Linked DNA regions of Homo sapiens: all the other regions are linked to region 1. Evidence: chromatin contacts called from ENCODE Hi-C or POLR2A ChIA-PET data. All regions are on one chromosome and are shown on one strand. Each heading gives the region's core, a stretch centred on a gene start or an enhancer-like site at or near the end of the contact. The rest is flanking DNA. Distances are from core to core; before and after follow the strand shown.

What was found. A loop is a pair of places that touch in the nucleus more often than their neighbours do. ChIA-PET counts read pairs that join two places held with the same protein, here RNA polymerase II (POLR2A). Pooled maps may share reads with other maps.
Region 2: a map of esophagus muscularis mucosa shows a loop between it and region 1 (2.3-fold over the local background). The contact joins two enhancer-like sites. A Hi-C loop is called at or near these places in 1 of 168 maps with a recorded cell type or tissue (esophagus muscularis mucosa) and 4 of 50 pooled maps. POLR2A ChIA-PET finds 5 or more read pairs at or near these places in 4 of 52 experiments (A673, MCF 10A, activated CD8-positive, alpha-beta memory T cell and 1 more).
Region 3: a map of heart right ventricle shows a loop between it and region 1 (3-fold over the local background). The contact joins two enhancer-like sites. A Hi-C loop is called at or near these places in 21 of 168 maps with a recorded cell type or tissue (A673, CD4-positive, alpha-beta T cell, CD4-positive, alpha-beta memory T cell and 17 more), 7 of 37 single-sample maps with no recorded cell type and 28 of 50 pooled maps. POLR2A ChIA-PET finds 5 or more read pairs at or near these places in 4 of 52 experiments (BJ, GM12878, OCI-LY7 and 1 more).

The regions. Positions count from the first base shown.
Region 1 is chr15:85,477,990-85,482,157 of GRCh38, forward strand. All of the region lies in intron 1 of AKAP13 (A-kinase anchoring protein 13), which reads left to right. Among named protein-coding and RNA genes, the nearest start is that of AKAP13, 99 kb to the left of the region's middle. RefSeq lists a silencer at 3,049-3,098 and an enhancer at 3,633-3,792. Within about 2 kb of position 1,407, at least 4 of the 41 ENCODE cell types and tissues checked have a DNase peak (open chromatin) inside an H3K27ac peak, as active enhancers do.
Region 2 is chr15:85,641,217-85,645,341 of GRCh38, forward strand. The region is part of intron 9 of AKAP13 (A-kinase anchoring protein 13); the gene reads left to right. Among named protein-coding and RNA genes, the nearest start is that of LINC02883, 120 kb to the right of the region's middle. Within about 2 kb of position 1,600, at least 16 of the 41 ENCODE cell types and tissues checked have a DNase peak (open chromatin) inside an H3K27ac peak, as active enhancers do.
Region 3 is chr15:85,727,630-85,731,844 of GRCh38, forward strand. It overlaps AKAP13 (A-kinase anchoring protein 13), which reads left to right. Exons shown (of 37, transcript NM_007200.5): 30 at 2,884-3,078. Among named protein-coding and RNA genes, the nearest start is that of LINC02883, 29 kb to the right of the region's middle. Within about 2 kb of position 2,787, at least 3 of the 41 ENCODE cell types and tissues checked have a DNase peak (open chromatin) inside an H3K27ac peak, as active enhancers do.

The DNA.
Region 1 (4,168 bases), core at 157-2,656:
TGTGTCCACTTGGTGGAACTTTCCCCATGGTTTGCTTCTTCCAGTAATCTCTGTCTGGACCCCCCATCTTCTAGAGAGTTTATTGCTCCTTCCTGATCCTTGTAACATTTTTATTATTGTGCTCATCATACTGTAATATCTGTTTACATACATATGACCCTTTACTAAAGTGGTAGGAACCACATATTATTTATTGCTAAAGCTCAATAACTTAGTACATGTAATATTTTAGGGGCTCAGAAATGTGAAATTATCTCCCTTTATTGAGTTTTTATGTGCCAGGCACATATTATAAATATATGTCAAGAAAAAGATAACCTAAACACGGAAAAGATTATAGTGTACTCTCCTACACAACTTTCAAATAAACTCTAAAATGATTATAAGGATGTCAGAGTTCTGATTTTTTAAAACTACATTTAACTTACTATTTTAAATTATTTGTATTTCATTATTGTAAGAGTTCTGATTTTTTTTCCATGATAATTACATTGATTTGGTGTTTGTGCATGTGTTTGGCCCAAACTCAGGATCATTTATGCCTTTTGGGTAATCCAGCGTTGATAAAGAATAAATTAAATGAGTGAACGTGGGTGTTACTGTTTTGTCGTTGCTGTTGTTTTAATTTGCTATGTTCTTTTGTTTTACTGTTGAATGTTACCCTGTGTTAGACTCTTCATTTCCTTCATGTCATGCCTGCCTCCTTTGTCCCACTCCCAACCCCTCGCCTTACCCATTTGGGCTCAGTGCTTTGTGTTTTGTCTTGGTGGCTAGTAAGTACCATCATATGATAGTGGGGCAGAGCAGGGCTAACTGTTCCGTATGAGAATCAGACACATATTATGAGTCTTAACATCATTTCCCGAAGTGTGGGTCATGATTCCAGAGCAAAGGATCACCAGATTTGGTCTCCCGATTTCTACTCTTTCTGGTCCTGGGAATGAGAATCAGCCTTATTTAACAAGGCCTTAAACTGATGTTCATGTGTACTAAGGTTCAAGAATCGCTGCTTAAAACTAACTGCTCAATTATTAATGTAGCTGCAAACAAAAGTAAAGCATTCATGAGGGTCTTGTAAGACTTCCTCAGTCCCTTATTCAGGAAATATATTTGGCCCATGTGGTATTTTACTTTTTTGATAGAACTTGGCATCTTCAACAGGAAAAGCGTATTTACTTTTTGTATCCTGGTCTTCTTCCGTTGTTCAGAATTTCTAGCTCATATTCCCAGCCTCCCCAACCAGGGCATAACATTTTTATAGCCACCAGCCCAGGCTCCGTGGGTTGAAGGAAAGAGTTTTTGGATCCTGTTATTTTCCTGGAGGAAGAGCTGAACATTGACTCTTTTACAAGAATCCAAAGTATGCATTGTCATTTCCATGTTAACCCTCACTCGAAATTTTTGTGGGTTTTGAAGGATTGACTGTAGCCCAGTCTTAGCAGGATCCCTGGCCATGGAAATTCATTTGAAGCACATTGTGCCATGGAAGTACCCTGCAGGTAAAAATGCTCTATTTATACTTGGCTGAGTCCCAGACAGCTGCTGTCTGCCTGTTGGGACTGGGAGCAGATGTAGGGGTGATCTGCCCCCTCCTATTTTTTTGTGGATTTGGAAGCTTCCCTGTTGAGAGTGACAAAAACCCTGTCAATTGATGTGGTAGGTATGTCAGACCTGGACAGCTGGTCCTTAGAAAATATGCTGAGATCACCAAGTTAACAGGTACAGAAGGGTTTCCAGTTTGTTATATGATGTTGGGCCTGTGACTCCCCACCCCCCTTTTTAGGGACATGTCATTAATGGTGGAGCGCTTGTTAAAGGCTTCTCTTGTAGCATGTGTAGGTGTGGCTAAAGAATAGTGAATTTGATTGATGTTAATGTACATCTGGATACATTCTCATTTTAATTTTTTTTTATTGGTTCTAGGGACTTTTGGTAAAGATTGTGGATGTCTTCAGTTTTACACATTTAGGAAACAGTGTCTTTTTACTTATTTCCAGTACAGTTGTGATGTATTGAATGACAAGGGACTTTAAAACAGACATGCTGTGTATAATGTTTTCTTCCTGATTAAAAAGTAATATCTGTTCATTATTTGAATAGTTACAATTAAGAAACAGATTATTTAGGGATGAAAATTTCCTGTAATCTCCAGAGATATGTACACTTAACATTTTGGTGTTCGTTCCTCCAGATTCTTTTCTATGATTATTGTATTATATTTTAGAATTGTAGTTTACCCACCAGCGTATTTTAAGAAGTTACCAGAAAGGCGTCTCTGAGTATCTGAAGCCTTTCATTTAGCCATTTATGGATTTCAAAGTATCTTATGTGGGGTTAGTCTCCATTGAGACTCAGGAACTCTGCAAGAGGGAGAAGCATTGGCTTCTGCTATGTGCCTGTCAGTGTGCTTTAATACTTTACCTGGATCATCTCTTCCAGTAACCCCACAGTATAGGAAGCATTATTATGCTCTTTCTGCACATAAGGAGATGAAGATTCAGACAAGTTAAGTGACTTGCTCAAGGTAATACAGTTAATTGTAGAGGACTTGGGATTGAATTTGATTTATTGTCTAGAGAATATTGTATGGCACCCTATTACTTTCCTGTATTGAGATGTAGGTGGTGGGGGTGGGGGGGTTAAGCTGAAAATATCTGTGAGATGTATAAAGCTGTTGGATAGAGACACACCATTTCTTTCTTCTTATTTTTTTTTGAGACAGAGTTTCTCTCTTGTTGCCCAGGCTGGAGTGCAGTGGTGCAATCTGGGCTCACTGCAACCTCCACCTCCCAGGTTCAAACGATTCTCATGCCTCAGCCTCCCCAGAAACTGGGATTACAGGTGCCCGCCACCACACCCGGCTAATTTTTGTATTTTTTGTAGGGACATGTATAGTTTCACCATGTTGGCCAGGATGGTCTGAAACTCCTTATCTGAAGTGATCAGCCTGCCTTGACCTCCCAAAATTCTGGGATTACAGGCGTGTGCCACCGCGTCTGTCCTAAGGAGACACACTGTTTCTCTGGCTTATTAAGAGGTATTTGGTTAGTATATAAACATTTTCGTAGCTTCTGAGGTTTTGCAGTCATTTGTTCAGACATACGGGTTGGTGGAAATGCTTTCTGTTCCTTTTCCCAAACCAATCACACAGCCATATAACTTCATGCCTGAGTTTCTCTGTGGTCCTCTATAGTGAGTGGTTTTTACATAGTTCTTTGCAGCAGCATGAATTTCAAAAATCTCCAAACTTTTGCTATTGCTGATCTTTGTAAACTTTGCACACCCAGCGCTGGTACATTCTGATGATGGTGTCCACACTGCACTTTATGAAGAAAAGACTGATGATTGTTTATATTAAAATGTAGGAAGAGAATTGTAGCAGCAACTTTTGCTTCTCTAATCAACAACACCAGAAGAGACTTACTGTGTGTGGTCAGTGGGGGAGAATGTTAATTTATAAATTGAGATAGTTGTATTAAAATTGAGTGACTCTTATTTTGACATAAAGTGAATGTGTCTCTTTTATACAGCAGAAAACTATTAAATTTGTTTTTTCTCATCAGTATAAAATAAAGTGGAAAATGTGGGAAGAATACAAATTCTTAACTTCTGTGCTTCTGCTTATTTCACACCCCTCAAATTTCTGATTCCTTTCAACTGTAGCTGGCTTTACTACTGAGTGGTGAAATTGCTGAACATACTTAAAACCACATCATTTAAGACTTTGAATTTTGACATTTCCTCCTCTTCACAGTCTTTAAATACTAGGCAACCTGTAGGGTTCCACTGTGTCTGTCATGTATTGTCCCTGTGTTACATGAAAGCAGCCTCAGTGAACTTGTGAATTTGCTCAGTCATTTCACTGGCTACTGGGTGAGGAAGAAGTAGGATTTTCTCTCTTAAAATTCCTTGGTGAAATCATTGGATGGGCATGATGTGTTTCTTTAATTTTCATTTTGGTAAAAAAATCTACTGACAAAGCAAAGACTTTCAGTTGTTCTTGGTCTTTCAGTAGGTTTAGTTTTTAAGTGTGTTTACTCTGACCAAAAACTGCCTTCCTGTAATATGCTCCTCCCTTTAGAACTCAGTTCTTAAGTAGAGTTTGTTTAAATGTATAAAATAAGTTAATGCATTATATGCAGCGAGGTTTTGCATCAGAACCCTGAGT
Region 2 (4,125 bases), core at 350-2,849, 160 kb after region 1:
CGGGCAGATCACGAGATCAGGAGTTCAAGACCAGCCTGGCCAGTATGGTGAAACTCCCATCTCTACTAAAAATACAAAAATTAGCCGGGTGTGGTGGCACGCCTCTGTAGTCCCAGATACTCGGGAGACTGAGGCAGAAGAATCACTTGAACCTGGGAGGCGGAGGTTGCAGTGAGCCAAGATCATGCCACTGCACTCCAGCCTGGGCGACGGAGCAAGACTCCATCTCAAATAAATAAATAAATAAATAAATAAATAAATAAATAAATAAATAAATAAATAAATAAATAACGGAGTCTCGCTCTGTCGCCCAGGCTGGAATGCAGTGGCACAATCTCGGCTCACTGCAAGCTCCGCCTCCCAGGTTCACACCATTCTCCTGCCTCAGCCTTCTGAGTAGCTGGGACTACAGGTGCCTGCCACCACACCCGGCTAATTTTTTTGTATTTTCAGTAGAGATGGGGTTTCACCATATTAGCCAGGATGGTCTCAATCTCCTGACCTTGTGATCCATCCCCCTCATCCTTCCAAAGTGCTTACAAAGGGATTACAGGCATGAGCCACCGTGCCTGGCCAAGATACTGTCTTTTAAAATCACTTTGTATACTCTTCAATAATGGATAAATTACAAGATAGAATTATGATTAGTGTGACATAACAGAGCCCACCGGATTTCAGCAGTGTGTTTTCCTGCCCTTCCCCAACAACAGTTTGTTGGCATATATGTTGTTTTAAACCTAAATGACTAGATAACACCTTTTAAAAAGTTTGTATTATGTTAGCTTCTGAAAAGCTAATAGCTCAGTACACAAAAATTACAGACAGATTTACATATGGGTCATAAAATGGGACTGGCCCTACCTGTGTCCACCTTTAAGGTACTGTCATCTGGATACTTACTGAATCATACATTAAAGGTTAATGAAGCCTTAACTTCATTAGACACATATATCACACACCTGCTATGTGCTGGAAACCAGAGTTCTGGTTACTGTATGTATAAATTATTCCTGTCACTATGACTCCTTTAGGGAAGTACTAATCATCTCTTGTCACTGTTATGGAAATGGCAACTGAGAGGGGTGAAATTACTTCTTGCCTGGAATTTTTCTTCTATTAAGTAGTCAGACCTAGATTTAAGCCTGATCAGTCTAACTAAAAAACCAGAGCTCTTTACTCTTGTTTACACTTAGATATGCCGCTCCCCTTTATTCAGTAGGAAGGGGACAAATAGGAAGAAAGAAAAGATTTTATTAATTTTGAAAACTTACCAATTCATGTGACACAGGGTGTGGATTAGCTCTGCCTTTAGGGATTCCCCCCACCTCCCCCCGCCCCATGGCGTTAGGGGGTTATAATGGTTTACGGTCCCTCTCTCTCCATCTTAGCCCTTCTTTCTGTACTTTTCCCTCTTTCCCTCCTCAACAGTCAGCTTTATCTCACAGAGCAGACTCTCGTCCCAAACTTGGTTTGTTATCCCTTGTGGTGCTGGCTTGAATTTATTTTCTGGGTGAGGTATTCCTCCCAGGGCTGAATCTGGATCTTCCCCATGAATTTTCCATTCGAATATCGTGAGCTAGTTTGTTTTCCAGTCTGGAATTTGGACGTGGTCTGTTAGAGGGCCAGCTGGACAGCGAGCAGCTCAGCGTAGTTGCTGTGACAGCCCTTTCTTTTCTTGGCCAGCCCCCATATTTTTCCCTCAACCATGGAAAGGCATTTTTTTATTTTTTCAAGCAGGGAAAGGAGAAGGAATAGATCACACCCACCAACTCCTCCTAGGTTACTACATACTCTAGGAAACGTGAAAAAAAAAAAACCTCCAGAATACCCATAGTTTCCAGTCTGTTAAAGGCAGGGCTGTTCCCATTGAACTAACACACTCCAAAATAGTTTGAACCAAGACTGAAACAGACTAAGGTGATTTTTTTTTTAAATGAAAGATTTTCAGATTCATCCATGAGCCCTCTCTCACTTCCTATGGCATTTTTTTTTTTTGTAATTCTTTGTTGAAATTGTCTTCTAATATGTTCATTTCTGCTACAAGACAGTAAACTGCTTCCCCCCCAACACTAAACATTTCTTTTTATTTGGTTACTCCCCAGTATTTAGCCAGATGCTTAACTAGTAGAAAAAGTAATTTTATTGGCAGGGGATTTATGACCTATACCAATGCAATGCAATGCAGCCTTGACCCTTGCTCTAAGCTACCAGCGCAAATAATTCAGTGATTATCACTAATTACTTAACTGTTAATTAGAAGAACTATTTCTTCCCACTTTCAACACACAGAGACAACATAATTACCATCCAGGCATAAAATCTAATAATCAAAGGAGACGTTGGAAGTTATGTAGTCCAACCCTCACTTCCCTCTCTGTGCAGATACCTTTTCTGTAATATCTTGACATAGTCATTCTGTGTTCCAAAACCCTTCTGGTAAAGTGATAGTCATTACTTTATAGGCCACCCAACCTATTGCTAAGAAGCCCCGTTTTAGTGAAGCTCTGTAGCTCACACTCACTGGTCTTTGCCCCTGGAACAGTACAGAGGGAATCTGTGACAGTCTTTAGGCACATTTTCTTCAAGCTCCTCGGCAAGCTGTATGTATCTCAGACGGTTTGACTGTCGTGACCCCATTACTACGTACACATTTTTGTTTATCAGTGTTCTACTTGAGATGTTATTTAGGAACAAGTACAGTCCCGAGGGTGTGGTCTGGATGGCACATAGCGACAGGACTGTCCCCGTTTTGGATGCCCGTGTACTATTTACTAATAGAGACTAAAACTATTAGTGTTTCTTTGGTTTTGTCATCACCTTGTACTGTCAGTTCCTTTTGAATTTGCTTCCCCCAAAACCTCCAAGTAGAGTTCTCTTTAACTCCTAGATAGCCAGGTTTCTTGCCCTGTCCCTCATCATTTAGTGTCACCTACAAATTTGATAAAGCATGCCTACCTGGTTGTCCAAATAACACATTAACTTGCTTACAAAAACAGAGATGCATGACTTTTATCTTCTTTTTTTTTTTTTTTGGAAATGAAGTTGCTCTCTGTCACCTAGGCTGGAGTGCAATGGCGTGATCTTGGCTCACTGGGCTCACTGCAGTCTCCGCTTCCCGGGTTCAAGCGATTCTTCTGCCTCAGCCTCCCAAGTAGCTGGGATTACAGGCACCTGCCACCATGCCTGGCTAATTTTTTGTATTTTTAGTAGAGACGGGGTTTCACCATGTTGACCAGGCTGTTCTCGAACTCTGGCCGCAGGTGATCCGCCTGCCTCAGCCTCCCAAAGTGCTGGGATTACAGGCTTGAGCCACCATGCCCGGCCATGACTTTTATCCTTAAAACTTCTTAGGGCCAGGCCCAGTGGCTCACACCTGTAATCCCAGCACTTTGGGAGGCTGAGGCAGGTGGATCACATGGTCAGGAGATGGAGATCATCCTGGCTAACACGGTGAAACCTCATCTCTACTAAAAATACAAAAAAAAAAAAAAAAAAAAAAATTAGCCAGGCATGGTGGCACGTGCCTGTAGTCCCAGCTACTCAAGAGGCTGAAGCAGGAGAATCGCTTGAACCCAGGAGGCGGAAGTTGCAAAAACTTATTGAAGGAAGCTCATATCCACTCAGTAATGGACTTGGGTTCTTGGTTTCACCATCCACAAATCTCTTTAACCGTGTTGGTACCCAGTCACATGTCACTTTTGTTTACAAAGTTAATAGCCTGGGCAACATGCCAAAACCCCATCTTTACAAAAAATAAACTGGACTTGGTGGCGTGTGCCTGCATTCTCAGCTACTTGGGAGGCTAAGGTGTGAGGATTGCTTGAGCCCAGGAGGTGGAGGTTGAAGTGAGCTGAGATCATGTCACCGTAGTACAGCCTGAGCAACAGAACGAGAACTTGTCTCAAAATAAACAACACAAAACAGAAAAGCAAAGTTAATAAGAGAGAATACCTTGCTTATTTCAAGCTACTAAGTTTTTAGGCTTCCTCAATGTACAAAGGTAGTATTTCTGTCACAGACCCCTCCCTCTAGCTTGCCAGGGTCCCTGTTCTAGTTATTGAACCGAAAACATTCTAAATGATAAATTTTTCCACTTTGGCATATTATGCCCCCAATTTAAGAGCT
Region 3 (4,215 bases), core at 1,537-4,036, 250 kb after region 1:
AGGCTGACATGGGTCCTCGTAAAGAATGGCTGCAAGGATGTTTCCAGTACTGGATCAAGAGAATATTGATTCTCTTGACTCAGGATCCGTGTTCTCAAACCTCATGACATTCTCTGTACTTTGTCACAGGCGAATTTGCCAAAATTTGTAGTCACATCTAAGATTAAAACAAGGAGAGAAAGGAATTTGGGGAAAAGAATTCTCCAGTTAATCTGATTTAATCCTCCCCCAGTCCCTAGCGTTATCACTTATCCGCATGTTTACAAATGAGTTGTGAGGTGAAGTTTTGGGAGCAGGGTATGTATCAATCTATGTTTGACCCTTATTTATTGAGTGCTGACTGTTTTGTGTAGTCTTGTCAGTATCCCTGCAACACAGGCATTCTAATCCCCATTGTGCCGATGAGACAGTCGAGGCCCACAGAGGACAAGCTACCCAGGGTTAACGTGTGTAGTTAGTGGGTAAGCCAGAATTCTATTCCCTGTCTTAGCAAAGCCTGGTACTCACGTATGTAGTTAGTGGCTAAGCCAGAATTCTATTCCCTGTCTTAGCAAAGCCTGTTGCTCTTTTCTCTTTGCCAGTGGCTTATCGAATGTTTCAAAGTAAAGACTATGCTTTGGATAGAAATAAGGCTTAGAGTTAAATAAATGTAAGCACCTAAGGAGTTTGGTTAGGCCTTAAAGCCATACAGATGATAGCATTCTGTCTCACTGAGGGGGAAATTAAAAATATGGACAGCTTTAGACCAGAGCCAGAGTTATAGCAAATTTATTGGCCCATGATTAGGATGACAAGGATAAAAATCTTCCTTCTTTAAATTTTGTCAAGTACCTGGCTAGGCATACTGCTAGGTACAACAGATGCAAAGATTCCTTAAAAAGAGCCCTTGCCCTTGAGAAGCTCACACCCTAGCAGGGGAGACATACATCAATGATGGGCCACACAGTGATTTATTAGACCACAGGCACAATTAGCATGTGTGGGATCTGCTCATCCTGCCTCTAGTAAGTCTCACAGAGAAGCTGGTGCATGAGCTACATCTGAAAAAAATTATCTCAGCACACAAGAGTGGTTATGTGCAAAGGTGAAAAAGGACTTGACATGTCTGCCAAGGAATGACAGGTTCGGTGTGTCTGGAGGGTCAGGGCTAAGGGATGGGATCTTAAGCTGGAAATGCACCAGGTATTAAAAGGCAACAAGGGACTCATGTAATTAAAAAAAAAAATTTTTTTTTTTAACATGTTGAAGATAGTTAGGAGAGTTGCTTGAGGGAATGGGAAGCCACTGGAAGTACAAAGACCATTTGGAAGACTGTTAGGATAGGTTAAGTGAGAATGAGCTGGAGAAGGAAGAGATGTAAGAAATAAGGTCATTAAAATCTGATCAGTTGGCCAGGCTCGGTGGCTCATGCCTGTAATCCCAGCACTTTGGGAGGCCACGGCGGGCGGATCACAAGGTCAGGAGTTCGAGACCAGCCTGACCAACATGGTGAAACCCCATCTCTACTAAAAATACAAAAATTAGCTGGGCGTGGTGGCACGTGCCTGTAATCCCAGCTACTTAGGAGGCTGAGGCAGGAGAATCGCTTGAACCCGGGAGGCAGAGGGAGGTAGAGGTTTCAGTGAGCCGAGGTAGCACCACTGCACTTCACTTCAGCCTGGGTGGCTGAACAAGACTCTGTCTCAAAAAAAAAGAGTCTGGTCGGTTGGTGGTAGGACAGAGTAAGGAGACAGAGTCTCTCACAGGTTTCCAAATCAGGTGACCTGGAAGATGAAGAGTTGTTGACTGAGAAAGAGATTCCACACTAAAGGGAGGAGGTAGTGGGCTGGAGAAAAGATTGGTTTCTCACGTGCTGAGAACAAGGCATCTCAGTAGAGGTGGCCACGTGGGCGCCATGGTCTGCTGCTAAGAAAGGGGAGGGTTTTTGATGGTTTAATGAATTATCAGCATATAGAAGGTCATTGAAGCCATGGGGATGAATGAGATCCTCAAGAGGAAAGTGGGTAAGGTAAAGAAGACAGCTCAGGCCAGGTGCGGTGGCTCACACCTGTAATCCCAGCACTTTGGGAGGCCAAGGCGGGCAGATCACCCAAGGTCTGGAGTTCGAGACCAGCCTGGCCAACATGGTGAAACACCATCTCTACTAAAAATACAAAATTAGCCAGGCGTGGTGGCACATGCCTGTAATCCCAGCTCCTTAGGAGGCTGAGGCAGGAGAATCGCTTAATCACTTGAACCCAGGAGGTGGAGGTTACGGTGAGCCAAGAGTGCACCATTGCACTCCAGTCTGGGCAATAGGAGCGAAACTTTCCGTCTCAAAAAACAAAAACAAAAACAAAAAAAAAAGAAGACAGCTCAGGATGGAGCTGAGACAGGAGCCCAGATAAGAGATTCCATTGCAGATGGCAGATCTGTAAAGTGTCCTGAGAAAGAATGGTAGGAAGAGAACTGGTGTCCTAAAAGCTAAAGAAGGAAACATGTTTTAAAGGAAGAAGTAATCATCAATGCTGGAAAAAACAACCTAAAAGACCTCATTGGATTCAGTCATGAAGTTGAGCTGGGAAAGCAGTTGCAGAGTGGACAGAAGCTAGAGAGTAGTGGGCTGAGAAGTAAACAGGGGACACGGGAGTGGAAGCAAAGTGCAGACTTGTTATGTCACAATTTCCATGGTTTGCCAGAAAGATCCAGAATGGTTTTCCAGATAGAAATCACAGAACAGAAACAATATTGCTGTCTTGATGAAAAAGAAAAGGCAGTGTGGGTGGGGAGGGTGTCCTGTCTTGTCACTTTCCATAAATTACCACAAGGTGGTGCTCGTGTCTTAGTCATTCTCGTAATTACTAAACACCAATCAAATCACAGATCATTTTCTCCTTCCTGCAGAACAACTTCACCAGAAGGACCAAAAAATCCTACTCTTGTTGGAAGAGAAGGAGATGATTTTCCGGGACATGGCTGAGTGCAGCACCCCTCTCCCAGAGGATTGCTCCCCAACACATAGCCCTAGAGTTCTCTTCCGCTCCAACACAGAAGAGGCTCTCAAAGGAGGACCTTTAATGAAAAGTGCAATAAATGAGGGTAATTAACATTCAGCATTGCCCCCTCTTCATCTACTCCCAGAGTGGTTTACACACTAATATTACCTGCCAGTTTTTACTTTTTTACTTTAAAGCACAAATGCAGAAAATTACCCAAAACAAATATTTCACTATAGTAAATTATCAGGTGAATATCCTTTTAACCACTACTCACATCAAGAACTTAAAGGGGCCCTGAAGCCCCTTCCTCCACATGCTCTGTCCCCATCACACCTCCCTCCCTCCAAAAGGAGCAGTTATTCTGACTGTTTTTTAATTAGTCACTTATGCTTTTTTTTTTTTTTTTTTTTTTTTGGCAGGATCTTGCTGCTCTGTTTCCCAGGCTGGAGTGCAGTGGTGCAACCTCGGCTCACTGCAACCTCCCCCTCCTGGGTTCAAGTGATTCTCTTGTCTCAGCCACCCAAGTAGCTTGGGACTACAGATGTGCACCACCACACCCAGCTAATTTTTGTATTTTTCACAGATACAGGGTTTCACCATGTTGGCCAAGCTGGTCTCAAACTCCTGACCTCAAGTTATCCACCCACCTTGGCCTCTCAAAGGGCTGATATTATAGGCGTGAGCCACTGCACCCGGCCATTAATCACTTACTTATATATCTTTATGGCTTAAGTGCCTACTCCTAGACATTATAGTTTAATTTGCTTATGTTTTTTGATATGCATCTTAAAATTCTTAATTTACAGTTCCCCCCACCATCTTTTTTTTTCCATATAATTTATCTTTGAACAATCTGAGCTTTTTGACTTAGAGAGTTTCCCACAGTTTGGATTTTATTCATACAGTCCTGTTGTCTGTTTCCTTCAGATTTGCAGCTGGATTCAGAGGCGTAATTAATTACTCAGACTTGATCTCTTTGGTAAATTGTGCCCTTATAGTGTTGTGTTCTTTCATTGAGGAGGCATAAATATCTAGTTGTCTCTTTTTTTGTGACATATAAGAAAAGATAAAAGGATAAATTCTTGATTATTTTTCCCCTCCATTTATTTACCAGTTTTTAAGACCATGAACATCTTCTGAAAGTGACCCATAGTTTTTATTATGGACTCATGAATTGAAACATGTTTGATGGGGCCAGGCACGGTGGCTCATTTCTATAATCCCAGCATTTTGGGAG